Regions from separate parts of the Homo sapiens genome. Here region 1 is linked to region 2. The links are chromatin loops, found by intact Hi-C in ENCODE. Cell type or tissue: dorsolateral prefrontal cortex. All regions are shown on one strand. Links, peaks and the distances in the headings refer to the core of each region. The heading gives the core; the rest is flanking DNA.

Region 1 (11,762 bases), core at 4,064-8,063, 130 kb before region 2:
TGTGTGCAGATAACTCACATGGATGTCACAGTGGGACTCTGTGAAGGTGAAGAGGGAGCACATAGAAATGCTGGAAATAGAAAGCATTCTATTAATGGGAGAAATCACTTTCTCAGCGCAGACGATTGCACTCCTCTCTGGCCCTCATCTGTGAAGCAGAGGGCCTCTAGACTCCCTGCTGCCCCTGACACTCTGGAAGTGGATGGTCCTCCCACGTCTCCTCACTCGTGGGTCTTAATGCACTAGCCTTTGCCCAGCGGCAGTGGCTGGGATGACCGTTTCCATTTACTGCCTCTTTGTTATCTGTTTGGTCTCTTCTGTCTCTATCTGTCCAAGCTGCTGTTGCTGTTTGTCTTCCTGAGCCCTCCAGAGGCCTTTCTGAAGGTTGCGGGAGATGCCCTAAAGTTCTAAGATCTGGAACTTATGGTGGTGGTGGGGGGATGTACTTTCGAACCTCTTTATGCCTTTGCAAACATTCTTACAGGATGCAGGAGTGGGGAATACCTGTATCAAAACACCTGTGTTGAGGTCCTGACCTATGAGGGCTGCTGTGGGATGCAGAATGCACTTCACTGACCTTGCCCCCTCTCTCTGGGGTTGAGGACCCCAGGTAGGGTCACACCCCTGGAGAGATGGTTGTGAACAGCCCAGTGGTAGGATTAGGAGCTCTAATCCATCTCAAGGGTGAAAGTTGCCTGTGATTTTTTCTCTTACCCCTTCTGTTCTGTCCTTTCCTCTACCTGCCAGTTCCTACCCTCCTCCTCCTATTCCTCCTCCTCTCCTTCTTCTTCCTCCTCCTCCACATACCTTTGGATTGGTTGATGGAGGCCATACCCCTAGGACATTTGAATTTTACTAGGGGGCCTCTGAAAGAATTTTAGGAAAGAAGGAAAGAAAGAAAGAAAGAGAGAAAGGAAGGAAGAGAGGAAGAGAGAAAGAGAGAGAGAGAAAGAAAGAGAGAAAGAAAGAGAGAGTTGGGGGAGAGGGAGGGAGGAAGGGTGAAGGAAGGGAGGGAGGGAGGGAAAGAGAGAGGGAAGGAGAGAGGGAGGGAAGGAGAGAGGGAGAGAGGGAGGGAAAGAGAGAGAGAGGGAAGGAGAGAGGGAGGGAAGGAGAGAGGGAGGGAGGGAGGGAGGGAAAGAAAGAGTGTATGGCTTGTATTACAGTGAAGAGCCCACAGTTCAGAGTGGTTAAGTGATTTGATCAATGTTCCACAGCTAATAAGTGGCAGAGACAGGACCAGAGCTGAGGTCCCATGCCTCCCCATCCAGTGCTCTGTTCTTTTCTCCATTTTGCCTCCCACGAGCTGCACATGGAGGGTTGTCACCTTGGGCCTGATGTGATTTCAGATGTTGGAAGCATTGTTTCCTGATTTGGAAGTGAGGTGCCCCTGGCCCAGGGCAGCCCTGACAGGCCCATTTCACCCTGCAGGCATTGATTACCGTGTGAAGACGTTGAATGTGGACAACTCTCAGGTGGCCCTGCAGCTGTGGGACACGGCTGGGCAGGAGAGGTGAGGAGCTGCCCGAAGTTCTGGGCTCCAGAGGGAAGGCCGTGCATGCCTGACCCGTGGCCCTTCTGTGGCAGGTACCGGTGCATCACCCAGCAGTTCTTCAGAAAGGCAGATGGTGTCATCGTCATGTACGATCTCACAGACAAGCAGTCGTTCCTGTCGGTCCGGCGGTGGCTGAGCAGCGTGGAGGTGAGCTGGCGACCTTCCTAGGAGCATTTAGGCTTGACTGTGGCTTCTTTTTTCTTCTCTGTCCATCTCCCACGTGGGCCTCTGCATTTTCAAAATCTGATTCGGAACTTGCCTTTTCCAGGAACAAACTGATGCAGGCATGTGTTCCTCTGTTCGTCTGGGTTCCCAGTACCAGGCCAGTTCCTGGGGACCCAGAAGTGAACAAGACAGACACAGTCCCTGCCCTCATGGAGAGAGGGACACTGAAAATCCAGATTATGCCAGTAGCTGTGTCATTGCTGGGCCATGATTGAGTGGGACTGGATTGGGGGAGGGGACACAGTGGAGTGTCAAGGAAGGGTCCTGGAGAAATCAGTGTTTGAGTCACAACCAGATTCTTCCCTCATTCTCACCAGCGTCTCTCCCCATCCCCTGAGTCTTTCCAGCTCCAGTAGGCCCAGCTATGCCCTGCCCGGGAGCCACACCATGCAATGTTTGGGGGCCTCTGTCACAGCTCTTCACACAAGGGGAGGTTGATCCAGAATGTGAGGGCTCCAGGCTCACCTCAAAATCAAGAGTCTTGGCAGGGCCCAAGAGCAACTGTGTTATCTTTGCATTCTGAATTATCTGGGAGACTCTATGTTTATGATTCCTACTTGCAGTATGTCGTTTTGTACATGCTTTTTTCATTAGTGTTTCCACCACCCCAGTGCAGGCTTCTCAAGGCCACTGCCAGTGTGGACAAGCTACAAATTGCTTTTTGCCAGGCCTCGGCTGATTCCTTCACAGAACAGCCAAGCAGGATGTCCCGCCCCTTCCACCAGCAGGATTCATGGTTTGTTCACGTATTTGTTCAAAACACCGGCAGGCACTATTCTAGAGCCTGGGAATCCTAGCAGTGAATAAAAGAGACAAAGCTCCTGCCCTCATGAAGCTTATGTTCAGCTCTCTGCTCCAAGCCCATAAAACCTTGCATATCCCATCACATATTTATCATGCTGCAACAAATTGCTTATTTACTGGCCTGTGTCTCCCACTGGACTCCGTGCTGCCTAAGAACAGAAGCTGCATCTTCGTTGCTATAACCTGGATGCTTTGCATGAGACCAACAACTCCTGGATGAATGAATGGATACCACATTGCTATGAAGGCAGACTCTTGGAGTTGTCCATTTCTTTGACCCTTTTGGCCCTAAGATCCATGATCCCTTTCACCCAAATCTGTTTCTCTGTAGTTTTGCATGTCTGGGTCACCCGTCTGTCTTTTGTTAATCTGCATCCTTCTGATTACCAAGAAAAATAAGGAACAAAATGGAAGCCAGATTCAAGGGTTTCTCAAGAATTTGCCTACTACCTGTTATTTCTCAAAATTACTGTGCCTGACGCACTTACAAATGAGAAAATGCAAGTTTTGAAATGTAGGTAGTAGATTGCCTGTACACCAAACTAATAATGGAAGCAAATGGTATGGGTGAATCCAGCAGTAATTCCTTTCTAAACTTTGGAGTTTACGACACGATCTTTCTCTTCTGTTCTTTTTTTTACTTTTGTTGTTGTTGTTGGCAGCACCAAGCAGATTTATCTTCTTTGCAGAAGTTAAGCACCAGGAGGGATGTTAGGGATTACCTAATCCAGGGGTTTCCAGACTCTCTTCCTTGGAGCCCTGGAATCAGACTGACATTCCCCAGAGATTGGGGAGCGGCAAGGGAAGGTTTAGTGGTCACGGATCCAGGTCCCTCATCCCCCATCTCCGTCAGAGCTGCCTTGCCTTTTTCAGCATATTGGAGGTCAGCTACAATTTTGTTAGACAAAAGAGTTTCCCTTTGAAAATCTCCCATCTAGTATGGCCATCTCATTCAAAAGTGAAGAAAGGGAAGGCCTAACTTCTCCAGGGTCACCTGTCCTTTTCACAGACATTTAGTTGTCCCCCAGTATCTAAATTTTGGTGTGTGCTAGGGCTAAGCCTCCAGGTGGTCTGGGATTAATGGGAATGGATGGTGACAAATTTGGGGAACTACGCTCTCTGCTGTCATTAGGGGGTGTCGTTTCTAAGGCTCCTGTTTTGCACAGAGCCTGGGATCTAGAAGAAGAGGTGGAACAGTTTGGTGGTGGAGGTGAAGACATCTCAGAAGACCATCATCACAGCTTGAAGCATCAGTTTAGTCATCCTCCAGAGACGTTGCTTTGTGGGACGGGGCTGAAATCATCAGCGGCGTGTGGCTGCTAAGAGGCCCACGGAAGCCTTGGTGTGTCTGTGGGCTCGGGAAGCCTGGCTGAGATGGCAAATCTATACATAGTTAAATCAGAATTGCTTATGTGTAAACAGGGCTTTTCTATATGATTTCTAGTTTGAGTTTTTCCTTTTTTTTAAGATATTAGCCAAAGGTACATTTAAGCTCTAATTGATTATTCTAAACCTGGGTGAACATCAGGATCACACGTGGAGCTTTTAAAGGGAACAGAGGCCAGGGGCCAGGGCCTTCTCTCCCAGAGTGGTTCAGAGCCTGCAAATAAAAAATAAAACGAACAGCTCCCCAGGGAATTTTGATTCTCAGCCACCACTGTTCCCGGCTAAACAAGCGCTCCTTGAACCCTAACATATATAGGACTCTCCTGGGGAACTTCTTAAAATGCAGTCTCTGCTTCAGCAGGTCGGGACTGGGGTCTGAGATTCTGTGTTTCTAGCAAGTTCTCATGTGAGGCTGATGCTGGTGGTCCAGGGATGACCCTGTGAGTAGAAGAGCTCTAAGTCATTTCCGAAGATGCCTGTGACCCCTCACCAAGGTTTTACTACACATCTGCGGCATGTCCAGCACACACTAGGAGCTCTGGGACTCAGTATGATAGACCAGGCAATGCGTTCAGTTCAGCAGCACAGAGTTTCAGAAACAAGTGCAGGAGGCTGTGTCAAATGGCAGAGTGTGTGTTGAAGGTGTGGAACGGTGGCATCATAAATGCAATTATTCTCTAGATTCTTGAAAAGCTAAGTCATTCTGCCTTGGCAACCAGCAATCAGAGGTGTCAGGTGATAGATTAAAACTTGACACCTAATTTGATCTGAGGGGAACTGAAAATAATAAGTACCTTATATTTGTGGAGCACCTTATTTTTCCAAAGAGCTCTGAGCACTTTACCAACTCCCTCGCCTGGAGAAGGGAGGGTGGAGGGGGAGCTTTAATAACAGTCTTCAAGGTTCTGAAGCCTTATTAGTAAGTGAATGGTGGCCAGCTGTTCACAGTCCCCCTTCCTCCCTCAACCTGAAAAGCATACAAGAAAAAAGGGCTTCAGTTGCTGTACATGCCTGCATGGGAAAGACTCTTGGAAGAGGTTGTGTGGGGTGGGAACAGATGCTCGGGGGAGGTAGTGGAGTTCCCTGAAAGGAAGTTCTTACTATCCCATCTTGATCACTTCCTGGCCATGAAACTTTGGCCAATCATTCAACAAGGCAGCAGACCAAATGCTCCCTCCTGGCCCCTAAATTTCTACAGTGTATGATGGCATTTGACTATCTCTCTGGGAGGCCAAGACGGAGCAGGAATGTGTGTGGATGAGGAGATTCTGGAGGGTCCTTCCAGCCCAGAGGGAACCAAAATCCTTTGGTGCAAGAGAGCACCAGCACTGCTTGATGAGATGGGAAGACTGTGGCCTTGCCCTTGTTCTGCTATTTCACCCAGTCTAGGCAACTTTACCTTGCCTGCAGGCCTTCTGCAGAAGAGGCCCAGCAGATGCCCTCTGTGCCGATTCTCCTGAGTGCCTTATAGGAAGTCACCGCAGGCAGTCTTTCGGCCAACTCGGCATTTCCAACCCACCCCCAATTTCTTATCTCAATTGGGTAGAATTGGTTTAACCATTCCAATCTGGAAAAGAAACTAGTCAGGCTCTAAGGCCCCACGTGTGGCCATGGGACAAACTGGACATCAGAAGACTCTGGGGCCTGTGTCGGGTAGAGAAAATAGAAATTAGAACGCCAGCCTGTACAAGCCTGTATGGGCTGGTATTTCCCCCAGAGCCGGATTGCTGGCCCCCAGTGTCTGCAGTCCTGGGATGCTGAGCTTCTTGTTTAGAGCCTCTTGTCGTTCTGATGGCACTAGATTCCTGGGCATGTGAGTCGAGGAAGTGAAATAGAATTGGCGGAGTTAAGCCGAATAGACCAGTGTTTCCGAGCTGGAAAAAAACGTGGAGATTAATCTAATGCAACCTCTTGTTTTATAAGTAAGAAAAACTATGATCCAAAAAGAGGAAGTGACTTTCCCAAAGGCGCCCACACTTGTCAGCAGCACCACCCGATCTAGAAGCGAGGGCTTTGCCACACTGCACTGCTTCTCTCTTGTCCTGTGGTCCATGGCTGAAATCTGCTCCTGAAAAGCAGGTGTTCATTTACTTTTCAGTCCTTCTTGCTTCTCTCTCAAAGCAGAACAGTTCTTCAGCTCAAGGGGTCCTGGCCCACTTCCCTCTCCCTTCCTGGGCTGCTAGCTAAACCTCATTCTGCGATCTTTGTCATTGGTGACAATGTACAGCATGGTGCAAAAAATAGCAGTTTGATTTTTTTTTCTCCACGTTCCAAGTTGAGCTTGAAGTGCTGGCAGTTTAAAATGAACCACACAAATAAATCTTGTTTTGACTCATAGTCCAGGGGATGGATAAATATGGAAACCCCCAAGATATAATTTTGCAGGCATTTTTTTTCTTAGCATAACTGCATGCTTTAATGTGCTGAAAAAATTTTTGCTCTAGCTCCAGAGAAATAGCAGCACTATCCCAGCTAAGTGCTTTTTCATGCCTCCTAGCAAATAGATATTAAAACGCACGCACACACACACACACACATGCACATAGGCAACAACCAACCAAACCCAGCAGCTGCACATTCTGAGCTGAATGCCAATCCACTGCTCCAAGTTGACAGCTCTTGTTATTTAAAGTCAGAGATGGGTGATCTTTTGAATTTCAACAAGTCTGTCTTCCAACAAGCTCAAGTTCACAGAAAGGCAGCTGAAATAACTGAAGGTGGAGGGAAGGCTCTCTGTTAGAGGGTCATAGAACAGAACCTGGCTTTGGAACAGAGAGACACAGAAAAGAGGAGAGACTCAGATGAGTCACATGGAGAGATGGTGACAGAGCTAGGGCAGAACCCACATCTCCTAAAGAGAGATTGTGTGCCTGATGAAGGAGCTAAGATGACTTCACTCCAACCTGTCATGCTGATGGGATTTTTACCAACATCTCTCACAGTCTCAAGACAACAGAGTTTGAGTAGACCTGAGACCTGTTCACCAAAGCCCTAGGGGCTTGAAGGAGGTGTTGCTTCATCTAGGAGGTAATTTTGAACATCTTGTGCTGAGTGGTATGCAGGCTGAAAACCTAGTTAGGTATGAGAAAGGTGTAAAGTTTAGACAGATAGTTCCAGACTTTTGGGGTCAAAGTCAGAGAGGACCATGAGACACCTACCCCAATACCAGCTCCTCTCCCTGCCCCTGTGCCAGAGACTGATGACCTTGGGCCAGGGTGATGGTGACTGACTGTGATAGTTAGCACACTCCCTGGTCTTATGGGTATTCTCATTTATTTTTGCCAAATATTTGGAGATGAGTCTGTTTCTCCTTTATCGGTGGCAGGCCAGGGTCCCTGCAGGGAAGCCAGTTGTCCAGAGTGGCTGTGTAAGAGAGGAACAATACAAAGAACAGAAACCGCAGCTCCTGCTGAGTGCTTTGCTTTTAAATTTTTTTTTTCTGCTCCTTCTAAGCTCCTTTATTTTTATATCCAGGAATTGCTTTGGTTTTTTTTTTTTTTTTTTTTTTTTTTTTTTTTTGACAGAGTCTCTCTCTGTCACTGAGGCTGGAGTGCAGTGGCACAATCTTGGCTCACTGCAAGCTCCGCCTCCCAGGTTGAAGCAATTCTCTGCCTCAGCCTCCCAAGTAGCTGGGACTACAGGTGCCCACCACCACACCTGGCTAAATTTTGTATTTTTAGTAGAGACAGGGTTTCACCATCTTGGCCAGGCTGGTCTTGAACTCCTGACCTCATGATCCACCCACCTCGGCCTCCCAAAAAAAAAAAAAAAGAAGAAACCTGCCCTTTCTTTTCCCAGGACGCAAGAGGCACCATTGCTGTTTATGGTGCATAGGACCCAGATGTTGGGCTTATGACCCATTCCCTACCCCATCCTATTGGGTCATTCAGTATCCATCATCCCCTCTGCAAGCGAGGAAACAGAAGCCAGTGCCCATTCCAAATAATACCAAAACCTGGGGTAGAATTCTGCCCTGGGATTTCAAGTCTGATGCTCATATTTTCAGAGTTTCCATGTCAAGAAATCCCACAAGCCTTAATCATTCCTCACACATAAATCTACAAATATCTCTCTCCCATGTGCTCTAAACAGCAAGCCGCTTGGCCCATTTCCCTGCTTCCTCCTCCTTTCTTCCCTTTCCGTGAAAAGCTCTTCGCACAAGTATCCCGTGGCACAGCACGGTCAGAGGAGGGGGTGTTCCCATTAGTGAACGCTCTAGCTAATAGGGGGCCACAGGGTTCCATATATGCCATCAGTGGCTTTCTCACTTTCAAGTAGTTGGAATATGTACAATCCACTTAGGACATCAACTGCAGTGTCCAGAATTTAATCTATTTTTGATGGGTCAGAAGACACTGTAAGATCTTGTAGCGCCTTTGAGTCATCATTGCAAACACAAGTTACCATCTGACCAATAGATACCATTTTTAGAGGGTTCCAGTTAATAAGATACTAAGTAGCAGAGACTTGATTGGAAATAAGAATCTAGAGGAAAAGGTTGGAGAAGTGAGGACCCATATACTAAAGAGTTCTCATAATTCAGTGCTTATGGTGTTGAATGTTCTTTTTGATTCTCTGAGCCTTAACTTTCTCATTTGTTAAATAAGAATTTTTTTCCCCTATTAAATGGCAGTAAAAACGAATGCACAGATTAAGGAAACATTGAGGCTTAATTTCAAACATAATAGCATTTAAATTTAAAATTGGTATATCTGTAAGATGGACTTTGGACATTTATTTGAAATGCTCAAGTAAAACAGCTAAAGTATTGGCAAAACTGTAACTGCTTATTAGCTTCTGTTATCCCACAGGTCCCTCTATTTAGTAAAACATTTAGCTACAATGAATAACTATTTGTTACTAAATTATGATTAAAAGCCCCTAATTAAATATTTAAGTAAAAATAACAACCTTCTTCAATGTGCACATTACCACATTTACTCACTGAATGGCAGTCGGTGGTCCCGGGCCCTTTGGGCGCCCTCAGGAGAGACACACACGGTGCCCCTTTCACCAGGGAGGAGGTGGAGACCCGGGAAGCAGGCCCCTGGCTGGTAAGCCACAGCCATTGGGGAAGTAAACAATGTGATACCTTGAATAAACCTGTGACTTCTGGCCCAAGCAGTGCAGCTGCTATGGCCACAGTGTTCCTTCTTACACAGGGCTTTCTTCAGAGCCAAAGCGCCCAGTGACAGGGGTCTGTGGTGCCAGCCTCCAGCAAGGCACATGGCAGTCATTTATGGAGCCTTGTGGGCGCAAGACCATGAGGCAGATTTGGATCCAACCCTCAGAAGCTTATGTGCAATCAGGAGGCCTCTAGTGATGCAGTTTCTAATCAAAGCAGCCTCCAGAACAACTCCAAACCATGGGGCATTCATGGCCTTGGTCCATCGGACTAAGCCTGGCCAATTAGGCACGCCCTCAGGGTGCTGTAAGCTCTGGAAGGAGGCATGCAGCCTGTTGGCATCAACTGTCCCCTCATCCAGCACACCTTGGGGGGCCTGCTGTTCCATCTAAGATCCAAGGAGCATCGTGAAGGGGGAGCGGTCATTGCACACACAGGGACTAGGAGACACCACAGGCAGGCCTCAGGCACCTTGCAAAAGCATGATAAACTGAGGCTCTTGGAGAAGGCGGCTGTTTTCTGCTTTCAGGATGACTCTGTTACGGCCTCACCTTTTATGGCAGCAGGGGATTCTCAAGCGAGGTCCCATCTGTCCAGCCGGCATTGTTAGCCTGCCCTCTGGGCAATCCTATGACACCCCTCTCAGTTGAAAACATTTTCTGTTCTGCAGGAAGCTGTGGGAGACCGGGTGCCTGTTCTTCTGCTGGGTAATAAGCTTGACAACGAGAAGGAGCGGGAAGTCCCCCGGGGCCTCGGAGAGCAGCTTGCCACGGTAAAGAGCAAGCATTTCCATCTCTCTGGACAGAGTGTGACCCCGAGGGAAGTTGGGCAAGTGCCCAAGAGCCTTGGTGGGGACTTTCTCTGGAAGTGCCATGGGAAGGAAGCAACTGGAAAACATGGGTGTCTTGGTATCCTGGGAATGGCTCAGCTCCTGTGCATGTAGAACTTTGCATAGAAAGCCACAGGTTGCAAGATGGAGTTGGTTAGGGACCACTAGGGCATGGGGAATTATCCTAAAGTCCCTTCCTTGTAACTCAGAAGTATACATTCTAAGATAGCAATAGTTTACTTATTTCAATCCCCCTCCAATCTGCATTTCCACTTGATCACCCCCAGGGATGAAAAACTCACTCTCTGCAAAGCAGTGTATTCTTCTGCAGACCACTGTGTTAGAGAGTTCATCCTTTTTGTCAGGATTGAGCCTCAAAGTCATGAACTCAAGATAAACTCAGGAGACACACTGGAAAACCTACCATTAAAAAGCATGGAGCCCCTTGCTCAAAAATGGAATCAATGGGGCTTAATGGAAATCAGGCAACAAAATGTGGTTCCTTGGCTTCTTTTACTGCCTCAGAGTTTGTTTTCATGGAACTGTGTGTCTGGGAGGTTGGGGTGCTTACCAGCCCCATGATTCTGTAATTCTTTGCATGCTCATCCTAAACAGCGTTTCATGAGTTCAGAGCCTGGGAGAACGAGCACAGATGGTAAGACTCAAGGAAAAAGGAGGAGGAAGGGCCTGGCAGGTATCTACATGGAGGGTCACTAGACAGTTACATGTCCACAATTCCGAAATCCAAAAAGCTCTGAAAACAGAAAGGGTTGTTTTGTATTTTATCTGGCAGAAAAATCTGACCAGAAATGACACGAGGCTATTCATGGTTGTAACCTCACTTTGAGTGAATAGTCAAAGGTTTCACTGAAGAAATAGTAATATATTTGATTATAGAGTGCTGTCTGAAATCCACTGAGGGTATTATATAATATATGGTATATACATGTATTACCTTTCTAAGATTCAGAAAATTCTGGATTTCAAAATATACCTGGACCCAAAGATTCTATCCATTCTCTTTTCTTTTCTTTTTTTTTTTTGTTAGTGAAAAAAAAACTAAGACTCGGGAGTTAAGTGATACATTCGTATTATCACAGCTCACCCGAGGTGGGGTCAGAACTCAAAGCAGGAAGGCAAATCATGTCTTCCAGTTCTAAGTCCTATGTCCTTCTCTCCCCTCCCCACTATTCCCACCCCATGGAACTTCTACTCTTTGACAGACTGACCCAAGAGATTGCAGATCTGAGAGAAATGCAGACAAGGAGAAATAGAGCCCATGGGGCTGGGTGAAAAGGGCAGAGGGTCGAGCTGGCCTGTGGGTGTAGATGGGGAAAGCTGCACTGGGAGCATGGCAGAGCCTCCTGAGCTACAGCCACAGAACTGTCCTCACTCAACTGGCCTGCATCCCCTCAGGGCATCAGCCTCCAAGAACAGGCCATCTAAAAGCCAGGGCCCTGTGCCATCAGCATTGTCATAATGACACCAGTAATCTATTAATGGGAGTGATCAATGGAATATGATGAGCCTTAACCAAGGGCTCCCGCACCATGCAGGCAGCACAACCTCATCCTAATGAGCTGACGGCCAGTCTGGTGCACCAGTGCTGACAGCCAGGGCAGCTAGAGTATTAATTAACTGGTGCGAAAGAGAATTCCTACCGGAGTGCCTCATGACACCTGTCCCCAAGGCCTATGGAATGCCACTGTCTTGGGAAAAGCATGCTGCAAGGAGCTCTGCCATTAACTCAATGTGGGACTGAACAAGCCAGCCAAGTGCCCTCTCTCACTACAGCTTATCTGCCTGTGAAAGGGGGAAGAATATTGCCCACCCTGGCCTTT
Region 2 (11,762 bases), core at 2,802-6,801:
CACCTCTACGCAAATAAACTAGAAAATCTAGAAGAAATGGATACATTCCTCGACACATACACTCTCCCAAGACTAAACCAGGAAGAAGTTGAATCTCTGAATAGACCAATAACAGGCTCTGAAATTGTGGCAATAATCAATAGTTTACCAACCAAAAAGAGTCCAGGACCAGATGGATTCACAGCCGAATTCTACCAGAGGTACAAGGAGGAACTGGTACCATTCCTTCTGAAACTATTCCAATCAATAGGAAAAGAGGGAATCCTCCCTAACTCATTTTATGAGGCCAGCATCATTCTGACACCAAAGCCGGGCAGAGACACAACCAAAAAAGAGAATTTTAGACCAATATCCTTGATGAACATTGATGCAAAAATCCTCAATAAAATACTGGCAAACCGAATCCAGCAGCACATCAAAAAGCTTATCCACCATGATCAAGTGGGCTTCATCCCTGGGATGCAAGGCTGGTTCAATATACGCAAATCAATAAATGTAATCCAGCATATAAACAGAGCCAAAGACAAAAACCACATGATTATCTCAATAGATGCAGAAAAAGCCTTTGACAAAATTCAACAACCCTTCATGCTAAAAACTCTCAATAAATTAGGTATTGATGGGACGTATTTCAAAATAATAAGAGCTATCTATGACAAACCCACAGCCAATATCATACTGAATGGGCAAAAACTGGAAGCATTCCCTTTGAAAACTGGCACAAGACAGGGATGCCCTCTCTCACCGCTCCTATTCAACATAGTGTTGGAAGTTCTGGCCAGGGCAATCAGGCAGGAGAAGGAAATAAAGGGTATTCAATTAGGAAAAGAGGAAGTCAAATTGTCCCTGTTTGCAGACGACATGATTGTTTATCTAGAAAACCCCATCGTCTCAGCCCAAAATCTCCTTAAGCTGATAAGCAACTTCAGCAAAGTCTCAGGATACAAAATCAATGTACAAAAATCACAAGCATTCTTATACACCAACAACAGACAAACAGAGAGCCAAATCATGGGTGAACTCCCATTCACAATTGCTTCAAAGAGAATAAAATACCTAGGAATCCAACTTACAAGGGATGTGAAGGACCTCTTCAAGGAGAACTACAAACCACTGCTCAAGGAAATAAAAGAGGACACAAACAAATGGAAGAACATTCCATGCTCATGGGTAGGAAGAATCAATATCGTGAAAATGGCCATACTGCCCAAGGTAATTTACAGATTCAATGCCATCCCCATCAAGCTACCAATGACTTTCTTCACAGAATTGGAAAAAACTACTTTAAAGTTCATATGGAACCAAAAAAGAGCCCGCATCGCCAAGTCAATCCTAAGCCAAAAGAACAAAGCTGGAGGCATCACACTACCTGACTTCAAACTATACTACAAGGCTACAGTAACCAAAACAGCATGGTACTGGTACCAAAACAGAGATATAGATCAATGGAACAGAACAGAGCCCTCAGAAATAATGCCGCATATCTACAACTATCTGATCTTTGACAAACCTGAGAAAAACAAGCAATGGGGAAAGGATTCCCTATTTAATAAATGGTGCTGGGAAAACTGGCTAGCCATATGTAGAAAGCTGAAACTGGATCCCTTCCTTACACCTTATACAAAAATCAATTCAAGATGGATTAAAGATTTAAACGTTAGACCTAAAACCATAAAAACCCTAGAAGAAAACCTAGGCATTACCATTCAGGACATAGGCGTGGGCAAGGACTTCATGTCCAAAACACCAAAAGCAATGGCAACAAAAGCCAAAATTGACAAATGGGATCTAATTAAACTAAAGAGCTTCTGCACAGCAAAAGAAACTACCATCAGAGTGAACAGGCAACCTACAACATGGGAGAAAATTTTCGCAACCTACTCATCTGACAAAGGGCTAATATCCAGAATCTACAATGAACTCAAACAAATTTACAAGAAAAAAACAAACAACCCCATCAAAAAGTGGGCGAAGGACATGAACAGACACTTCTCAAAAGAAGACATTTATGCAGCCAAAAAACACATGAAGAAATGCTCATCATCACTGGCCATCAGAGAAATGCAAATCAAAACCACTATGAGATATCATCTCACACCAGTTAGAATGGCAATCATTAAAAAGTCAGGAAACAACAGGTGCTGGAGAGGATGTGGAGAAATAGGAACACTTTTACACTGTTGGTGGGACTGTAAACTAGTTCAACCATTGTGGAAGTCAGTGTGGCGATTCCTCAGGGATCTAGAACTAGAAATACCATTTGACCCAGCCATCCCATTACTGGGTATATACCCAAAGGACTATAAATCATGCTGCTATAAAGACACATGCACACGTATGTTTATTGCGGCACTATTCACAATAGCAAAGACTTGGAACCAACCCAAATGTCCAACAATGATAGACTGGATTAAGAAAATGTGGCACATATACACCATGGAATACTATGCAGCCATAAAAAATGATGAGTTCATATCCTTTGTAGGGACATGGATGAAATTGGAAACCATCATTCTCAGTAAACTATCGCAAGAACAAAAAACCTAACACCGCATATTCTCACTCATAGGTGGGAATTGAACAATGAGATCACATGGACACAGGAAGGGGAATATCACACTCTGGGGACTGTGGTGGGGTCGGGGGGAGGGGGGAGGGATAGCATTGGGAGATATACCTAATGCTAGATGACACATTAGTGGGTGCAGTGCACCAGCATGGCACATGTATACATATGTAACTAACCTGCACAATGTGCACATGTACCCTAAAACTTAGAGTATAATAAAAAAAAAAAAAAAGAAAGGAAAAAAAAAATAAATAAATAAATAAAAATAAAAATAGGGTCTTTGCAGATGTTATCAAGTTAAGATGAAGTCATATTGGATTAGAGTGGCCCCTAATCCAACAAGACTGTTGTCCTTATAAGAAGACGTATAGACACACACAGGAAAGAATGCCCTGTGAAGATGAAGGCAGAGACCAGATGATGTGTCTATAGCCAAGGAAGGCTGAGCATCGTTGGCCACCACGGGAAACCAGAAGAAAGGCAAGGAACAGATTCTCCATGAAGACTTCAAGAGGAACCAACCCTGCTGGCATCTGGATTTCAGACTTCTGGCTTCCAGAACTGTGGAAGAAGACATCTCGTTGTTTTAAAGCCACCCAGTTTGTGGTACTTTATTACAGCAGACCTAGGAGGGTAATACAGGTGATGAAACTACAAAGATAAATTTTAAGAAACAAAGTTCCTGTCCTGGAGACTTTAGTATTCATTTTATCCCAATAAAGTAGCTGGATGAGAGTCCAGATCTAATATTGATGGCCTAGGGTCAAGCTTCCGAAGAGCTATACTTTGTTAGACAAGTACATTGTCTACTGGGTCCAGCTAGGAACCCACGCCTAGGGATAGTTTAGATGCGCAGGGAGAGTGAGGTGATGGCTGTCCCTGCCACAATTATGTCAGGCCCCTGTCACTCACACGGCACAGTACTGGAGACTGTGAAAGTGAGGATGGCAAGATGGCGGTGGAAGCAAGAAAAGACGTCCTGGAAAAAGGAAAGCTGGGCTGGTGTCTCTTCCTAGGCTTCTTCCAAATTCACCATTCCACATTCCTGCTGTTAATTTCTCCACCCTTTCTCTTCACATTTTAAGTTTGTACTCTGGTTCTTCTCATGCCTTCGCAGCCTAGCGGACTAGAAAAAGCATTTTGGTGATTAGAAAACCAGACTTTGAGCTCTAGCCTCATCACTTACCAGCTGTGGGATTTTGAGCAAATAACAGTAACTCTCTGTGCTTCAGTTTATTAATCCATACAATGGGGATATATGTAATTCACAGCATTGCACACAATGCAATGTAATAAGCGAGCATTTTAAGTTCTACAAGAAGGTCAGAGCTCTCACTATGCACAATTCCTAGACCTTATGCAGAGAAACACTGGTCTTAGACAGTACAGATCAGGATATACCAGAAAGTTGGCACAAAAAATAAAAACAATAAATGAGATGCTACGTTTAAAGGAGGTATAAAGAGCACAGACCCAGGAGTCCACAGGATCTTGACCCCAACACGGAAGAGCTCTGTGATATTGGACAAGTAGTTCCTATCTCCTGACTTAAGTGATTTGAGTTTCCACCCAACTTTAACATTCTATGACTTTATGAAAATACGCACATCAAGCTGTTTGCTCAATATAAAATTACACTTTAAAAAGAGATCTTTACTTATGGGCCACTCATTACAAATATGGGAAAAACTGTGATGCTTGAGGGAATTCTTATAACAAGTGAAGTAAGAAAAGACATTTGATGTGTGAAATATCCAGTGGCTATTTTGGCTGGATAATACTGGAGAGGCAAATCTCAAACACTCCTCTCCTAGCTATTCCTATTAGAAGTCTAATACCAGAATATCAGAAAAAGGGATTGGAATCAATTGGAACAAAAACTAGTAAAAATGGTGAGACAACCCCAAATGAAAAGGTAGCAGCCAGTTTTCATCTCTTTTTAGAATAACATAAACGAAGGTGACTCAGATTGCAATCGAAGAGGTTGAGCTCAGACTTCAGGGAGAACTTCCGACTACTGAGACACTCGAGGAGTTTGGGGAAATTCCCTTCTCTGAAGCTTTTTAACAAGAGACCAAGTGGCCAACAATGCATCTTCGGTTAGGTGGTTCTCAGGGACAGAGGCATGGACAGAATGACCTTTCAGAGGTCCCTTCTTGCCTGTGCTCACTCTATCTTGTTACTAAGCCAGTTCACAACAGCACCACCTGCTTGCTTCTCACACACAGAGGCTGCTTTCAGTTACCTTGGCTGTTCACATATTTTCAGGCTGCCCATTTTCCCCCTGCTGGCAGAGTAGACTCCAAGGTGTAAGGACTGTTTTTACAGATTTTTGCATGTTCCACACTGGTATGTGATAATCACTTCACATTGCAGTTAGCAAAGAGGAGGAAATGAAACCCACTCCTGAATTGGAGACAGGAGTGTTGTGTTTCACTGTCTTTGACAGCCAAAAGCCAATTTAGGACTCTGAAAAGCCAAATTAGCCAGGCAAAAAAAAAAAAAAAAAAATTGGGTATCTTCTTAATTCTCCTGAGCTCACTTAAGGACTGAAATCAGTGTTTGCGGAGGGAGGAAAAAGTCACATGGACTATGGTTTTATGGATCATTTCAGCTACAGAAATGAGAAAGTGGGAGAATACTTTCAGTTTGCACTTTTTTGGCAAGACTCCTAAAAGCTAGCAGGATAATAATCATAAACGCTTATTGAGAACTCACCATGTATAAGGCAATGTTCTAATTCCTTTGCATAAATTAACCCTTTTCATCTTCACAACAATCTTAAAAGGCCCAGAGACATTAAGCAACTTGCTCAATGTAGCAACACATCTACTAGGTCCAGAACTGGATTGAAAACCAGGAAGTCTGTCTCCATAGCCTACTAGTTAGTGTACACACTCTGCAGAAACAGACATAGATGAAGACCATCCTCAGAGAACTATGCCTGGTTCCTCCTCTTCCTCAATTCCCTAACCCCTGTAATAATGGGACCACATTCTTCAGCTGAAAGTAACTTCCTGAGGAGAAAGATCTATTAGCCAAAACCACCAAGATACACCATGCAAGAAGTCAGCTCAGTTATCCCCATAACTCACTGCAACCCCTAATCTCATTGTCACATTGTAGGATTTTTTCCAACCTGTAATTATTCCCTCTCCCTGGGCCAGCAAGTCAACAGAACATTCAAAAAAAAAAAAAAAAAAAAAAAAAATATATATATATATATCAGTTTCCAAAGTGACTCTTTGCTAAAACTGTTTCCCAACTCCTGGGGGCTCTCCTTTGAGGTGATAAAACCCTAATCAGGGAGTCATCGCCATAAATAATGCATCATGCATCAGACTTTCACCAAGTATCAGTAAAGCAAGCAGTAGCTCAGGAGGGTCCATTATCCCCCATGGTTCATAATTGGGCATTGTGATTAATCCATTTATCTGCTATTCAGATGAGCACTCCATAGTAAGAGTCGATAATTACTGAATATTGAATAAGTACATGAATAACCAAAATGTACCCATGATTTGACTGGCTTCAGCACCTTGATTCCCAGAATATTTACCCATTTTGAGTTTCAAAGGTTCACAGCAACTAAGTACAGCAGACAGGTGGGGTGGGAGATAGGAATCCCAATTTCCAGGAAGCCATGAGTGACTAAAGCCCATTAGGCTCAAGAGTTTGTTCACAATCACATACATCAATTCAGTCAACATTTATTAACATTTATTACTTATTGTGTGTCAGGCCCACAAATTCAAAAAAAAGTGCATTATCTAATAGACATATAAATAGACACACAAAAAGCCAATTATCTTGCAATAGGAAAAGTGAGAGACAGGCGTTAGGAACACATAAGAAAGGGTAATGCCCCTCCCTGGGGAGAGAGGATAAATGGCAGATCTGGGAAGCCTGCCCAGAGGAGGTAACGTTTGAGCTGGGTCTTGCAGGTTGAAAAAGATTGTTTTCCAGAGAGAAGAAGGAGGAAAGACCGGCACAGGCAGAGGGAAGAGTATGCACAGAAGCATTCACATATGCAGTCGGAGGTCTTTTCCAAGAATTGCATGATGCAGGTATTGATGGGCTTTGCACACCATGCTAAGGAAACTGGGCTTTATCTAGCGTCCTGTAGGCAATAGGACAGCATCCTAAGTTTTTAAAGAGATGCCTGATCATGAGCAGATTTGTGCTTCAGAAAGCTGATCCAGTACAGTAGGATTATGAGGCTTGATTAGAGAAGAGGACAAACAGTTCAGAGGAAAGTGCCTTAGTGAGGGCAGAGGTGAGATGATGTGTCTTGGGCACTGACAATGGGCTGAAGAGGAGAGTGGGACTGGAGGCTTTGCAAATGTTCCAGAAGGCCACAGAGGAGGTTTCTCATGACACCTAGGGAACAGGGGAGAGGGAGAAGAGGCTGGCAGAATGGTGATTCCCTTAGCCGAGGAAGAGAAGCATAGCTGAGTGATCAGGAGAAAGCGTACATGGAACTAACACTATTGCGTGTTTGCCATGTGCCAGGGGCTGTCCTGGCATTTCCTTATACCCATACCTGCCCTATTCCATGAGGAGAATCAGCTCAAGTTAACAGAGAAGGGAACTGAGGTCAGAGCGGTTGAAGAGTGCCCCCAGGGCCACCCATTGCCAACAGTGTCCAGCAAGCACGTGATGTTGATGCTCTCGTACCCTAGCTGGGTACTTCGCTTTGTGGAGGGAGGCTTTGGTCAAAATGTAAGTAGTTTTATTCTTCACTTGCTCCCTTCCTGCCCAATGGTTAGAGTATCTCTCCGTAGCTTTAGCTTTTGAACGAACACTTTCTCCCATCCTTGCCCACCTCCATCACTGCATCTCTCCCTTCCAAAGTATTCCTCTCTGCCCACTCCTCATCTACTCCCATTCACACATGGCATCTTGTTAGAAATAGCAAGGGCAGGGCAAACAGCAATGAATCAGAAGTGGGGGCAGTCTGTGTTTCAGGGCTGACTTAACCCACCAGAAGACTTTCAGCAATTGCTTGACCTCAGCCTCGGTGTCCTCAACTATAAAATGGGTATAAGAAATGAATACTAATCTTTGCTTATCTCACAGGATTGTTGTGAGGATGGAATGAGATAAACAACAAAAAGCAGGAAAAGGTGGCTACAGGATTATCCATCATAGTTGTCCATGAGACTGTGAGCCCCTCCAGAGGAGGGACCAGGTGGTCCTCATGTTTGGAACTTGGGTACCTAGCTTTCCTGGTACAGAGCCGGTGCTTGACAAAGAGGTGTGGAATTCAGAACTAGGACCACTACCACGCTCCCCACCACCCACTGACACACGTGGAGGCGTGCTCCTGCCGCTCTCATCTACCATAAATGCAGGCAAGTCCACAACACCCCACTTTTGGAAGTGCTGCTCTAGTCCTGGCTTATTCCAAAAACAGCCAGTTCCTGGAGGGAAACCAAGTGATTGTCACGCTGCCTGGATGCCTCCGCTAGGCACGTTTGACCAAGTCTGGGTTCTACCCCTTCTCCAGGGAAGTTGCTAAGAACCGATCCGCCAACCTGGCTCACACCCCTCCAAGGAGCCCCAGCTGGGTCTGTCCCTCCCCGCACCGCCTTGGTGCCCCGCACGCGACGTGGTTTTTTGTTTGTTTGTTTTGTTGTTGTTCGCAGGAGCCCGGCCGCCCCTACTGCTGTTTTCATTGATGCCTTCAGCAGAGCTGGCATGTGCAACTGCTGAGAAGGGGGAGCGCGGAGCGGCGGGGGAAGCAAGTAAAAATAGACTGGCGCGCGGCGCTCTGCCTGCTCCGGACGCCTTTAACCCTCGCCGAGGCTGGGAGAGCGCAGCAGCCGCCGCTGCACACTGCGGAACCTGGCAGGGGTCTGCACCCAGACCCCGCGCGGCAGCGGGGGTAGGAGGCAAAGGGAACCGCAAAAACTTTTTCTTAGAAAAATGAGCCGGGGGTGGGGTGAGGTGGAAATGCAGGGAGGAAGCGCCTTCTCGCTTCCAGGGCTCCAGCCACCTGGCAGAGACCGCTACGTGCCCGCTCGCTCCACACTTCACAGAAGCGCGGCCTTGAAGCCCTGGGCTATTTTTAGAAACCCTTTCGGCGGGTGGGCGATCAGAGGGCGGAGGGTGAGGGGAATGGTAAGGATGGCTTTCTGCTGGGAGGCTAGCCGCCTCGCACTACACATCATTCCGAATGTCTGCTCTCAGGTGGGGGCTGGGGAAGAGGAAGTGGTGAGGGGACGGCGGGCACGCAGGCTTTGCCCTAACTCAAGGAGACAGCATTCGCTACTGAATGCCCCGCTGCGTTCAAGTCCCGGAGCGTGTTTGTTTTGAAATTGACAATTGTCAGATGCATGCTGCTTCTAGTCTCTCAGAGAAGGGGGATTTATAAAGCTTTGCTGCCTACGCCGTGGGGTAGGGGTTTTAGCGCAGAGTTAAGAACTCGAGGGAAGAAGACCAGGAAGGGTCTCTCTACCTTTTTGCATTCCGGCAAGACAGAGGGACAATCCCCGCGCCACACCCCCATCCCCGCCCCCCGCTGCATATGGGTAACCATATGTGAAATGTGCGGCAGCCCCACCAGACACCCAGCTATTAATAGAGCCTGGGAGTTTGCTCTCTGTGTCTTTTTCCTGCCACTGAGTAAGGGATGATCTTCACACACATGCCCCACTCCGCCCCCATCTCGGCGCACCGTTTCTCCAGGAAGGTAAGGGGGCTGCCCACGCTGATCCCCTTCGTGACTACAGGTGCCCAGAGCCTACGGAATAGTCCGGTTGTTGTAATGACAGCGGGGTCAGAGGGAGGCGAGGGATCACAGCCTCGAGTCTCGGGACGCAAAGCCCAGCAGGGCTCTCTGCGGCTCAGGGCCAGCTGGAGAGTAGAGAAAAAGGCTGCCGAAGGCGGGGGCCGAGAACACAATTTGCGGAGCTAGAGCGACCTCCTCAAAAGCCCTTGCGGGACGGGTGGCTGCAGACCCATTTCTCACTGCAGCCGGCGGCGCGCAGCCCCCACAGTCCGCGCAGGCTCGGCTGCTGCAGGGGCGGACGCTGTCCCTGGTGCTGAAGGTGGCCGCGGCCCGTGTGCCCTGCCGGGTTTAGCTACCCAGAGGCGGCTCTGATATCTGAGGATTGCAGACTTCTCTCTGGCCCAGATCTGGGCCGGAGGGTCTGTAGGAGGTGCCCGAGTCCTCCTGCCGGCTCGGCCCCCGCGGCCGGGGGCTCTCCGCGCGGCTGCGGGGACGGAGAGCTCGGGAACCGACTCGAGCTTGAAGGGTAAAGCTGAGGCAGCGGCAGGAGACGGTCAAGGCACTGCAGGGGGCAGACCTGGCCCCAGGATTACCCACCCCAGCTCTGCACAAAGCCGGGACCCGGGAGCCCTCACGGAGCCCAGAGGAGAGGGCAGGGGAGCGCGGCTGCCCGGGGTTTGGGACTTGGGGGCGGGAGAAGGGAGCAGCGGGTGGCAGGAGAGGGTGATGGGGTGAGAGTGACTGTTTTGCATTTTCAAGAGGGAGGGGACCTGAGACATGAACTTCCCCCCCACCCCCCACCAACACACACACACACACACACACACACACACACACACACACACACACACACACACACAGGAGGAGGCCGGCAGAAGCGAGCGGGATGAAACTGGGGAAAGTTTGGCACTCGGCGCTGAGCGGCGGCGGCGGCGCGGTGGTCCGGGTGGGCGGCGGGGTCTCCGAGAGCCCCTGCTCGCTCGCCTCCTTACCTCGGTGCTCTCGGCCGCGTTCTCCGCCATTTTCCTCCTCAGGAGCAGGCAGCGGGAGGAGTGTTTCATGCCCATAAGAGCCGGCAAGGGTTTGGTGATACCGAGATAGTAGAGGAGGAGAGAGAGCTGGTGTCGCTTTAAAAGAGAGAGCGAGAGGATGGGAGAAAAAAAAAAATCCAACCCAGCCCCTCAGCTGGAGCGTCGGCCGGCACAGTCAGCCACAGCGGAGTCTGTTCTGCAGTCTCCACTTTCTTTTATTTTCCTCCCTTCTCATCTGCTCCGGATTCCTTCACACGGTTTCAAGTTCTTCTCGTGCCCCCGACCCCCTCCCCGCCCCTCTCCACCCGCGCTGCGGGCTAAGCTCGAGGGAAGCAGCCCCGAAGCCTCCGCGGCGGCGGCGGCGGCGGTCGCGGATCCTCTCCAGGCTGCTCGCAAAGTCCGGCCGGCCGGAGGCAGCCGCCAACTCCTCTCAACTTCTGCCGATCCGCTGGGCGAAGCAACACGCTTCCTGCGCGTCTCTCCTAGGGGCTGAGCCGGGTGAGTGGGGGCGGGGTAGGAGGTTCGCTGGAGCCGGCGGCGGCTGGGCGCAGACCGAGGGCCCCCAGCGCCCCCGGGCCCGCCCCCTCCCCTAGTCTCCGAGGGTCTCGGCCGCCTCCACTCCCTGGCGCTGCACACAACTTACGTGGAGGCCAGGCCCGCGCGGGGGGCCCAGAGAAAGCCGGCGCCGGGCGAGGCTCTTGCAGGTTCTCAGACCCGGTGCGCGTGCTCCCACCTAGGGCGAGGTCCGGGCGAGACCGGGCCACAGTTAACTCGCACCCTCCCCACCCCGGCCCACCCCAGCTCTCCCGCTCCTCTGCCAGTTCCTGGATCCTTCCTCGGCGAATTACGATTTGGGGAACGAAGGGGTGGGTGTCTGGATGGGGGAGGGTCCTTAACTCCTTCAACTCTAGGGGTAAGTGTGGTGTCATTCTTTATCCTTTTCTCTCTCTCTCTCTCTCTCTCTCTCTCTCTCTCTCTCTCTCTCTTTGTACCCAAAGCCCTTGGGACTCCAAGCCCCTTTCAGGCTGAGAGGGAGGGGCAAAGGTGGCGGCCAGAGTGGCTTGGGAAAGAGGGTGGGAGAAAGTCAAATGCGAGACTGCAGTGCCCCCCCCCCCACTCCAGTCTTCCCTGGCAGCCCCCTGCCCACGCATTTCTCTTCTCCCTCCTCACCCTTCCCCCACCATCGCCAGATTTTGAAGTCCCTTTTATGGGAGAGAGGGAGGATGTCACGTACCCGTCAGGATTCTCTTGATCCTTTTTTAAGGGAGTTTGGGCGGCAGCAGGGGGTGTGAATTTTTATACAATGCATTCCTGTCTTCACTTTGAGAGCTTCTTTTTCTCTGTTTTACTGGCCATCTGTCGGGCAGTGGGAGATAGAACAAAAGCGGGGGACCCCATTCTGCCTCTCCCTTTGCAACAGGACACTCAG

What was found. A loop is a pair of places that touch in the nucleus more often than their neighbours do. Peaks named below come from ENCODE experiments on the same cell type or tissue, not always from the same donor. Only the 100,000 strongest peaks of a DNase experiment are listed, where the experiment ranks them.
Region 1: it touches region 2 in a loop (3-fold over the local background); 3 of 110 quality-filtered maps call a loop at or near these places.

Annotation. Positions count from the first base shown.
Region 1 is chr12:3,617,373-3,629,134 of GRCh38, reverse strand. CRACR2A (calcium release activated channel regulator 2A) reads left to right here. Exons shown (of 20, transcript NM_001144958.2): 16 at 1,429-1,510; 17 at 1,585-1,699; 18 at 9,763-9,864. Among named protein-coding and RNA genes, the nearest start is that of CRACR2A, 130 kb to the left of the region's middle. RefSeq lists an enhancer at 1-127. In dorsolateral prefrontal cortex, for the core only: no CTCF peak of the experiment used is centred there; a DNase peak (open chromatin) is centred at 5,974; H3K27ac peaks cover 3,769 bases.
Region 2 is chr12:3,490,233-3,501,994 of GRCh38, reverse strand. PRMT8 (protein arginine methyltransferase 8) reads right to left here and starts at 10,792. Exons shown (of 10, transcript NM_019854.5): 1 at 10,295-10,792. The coding sequence starts at 10,369. It overlaps THCAT155 (thyroid cancer-associated transcript 155), which reads left to right and starts at 9,176. Exons shown (of 2, transcript NR_126055.1): 1 at 9,176-9,263. In dorsolateral prefrontal cortex, for the core only: a CTCF peak has its summit at 4,832 (motif pointing left); no DNase peak of the experiment used is centred there; H3K4me3 peaks cover 301 bases.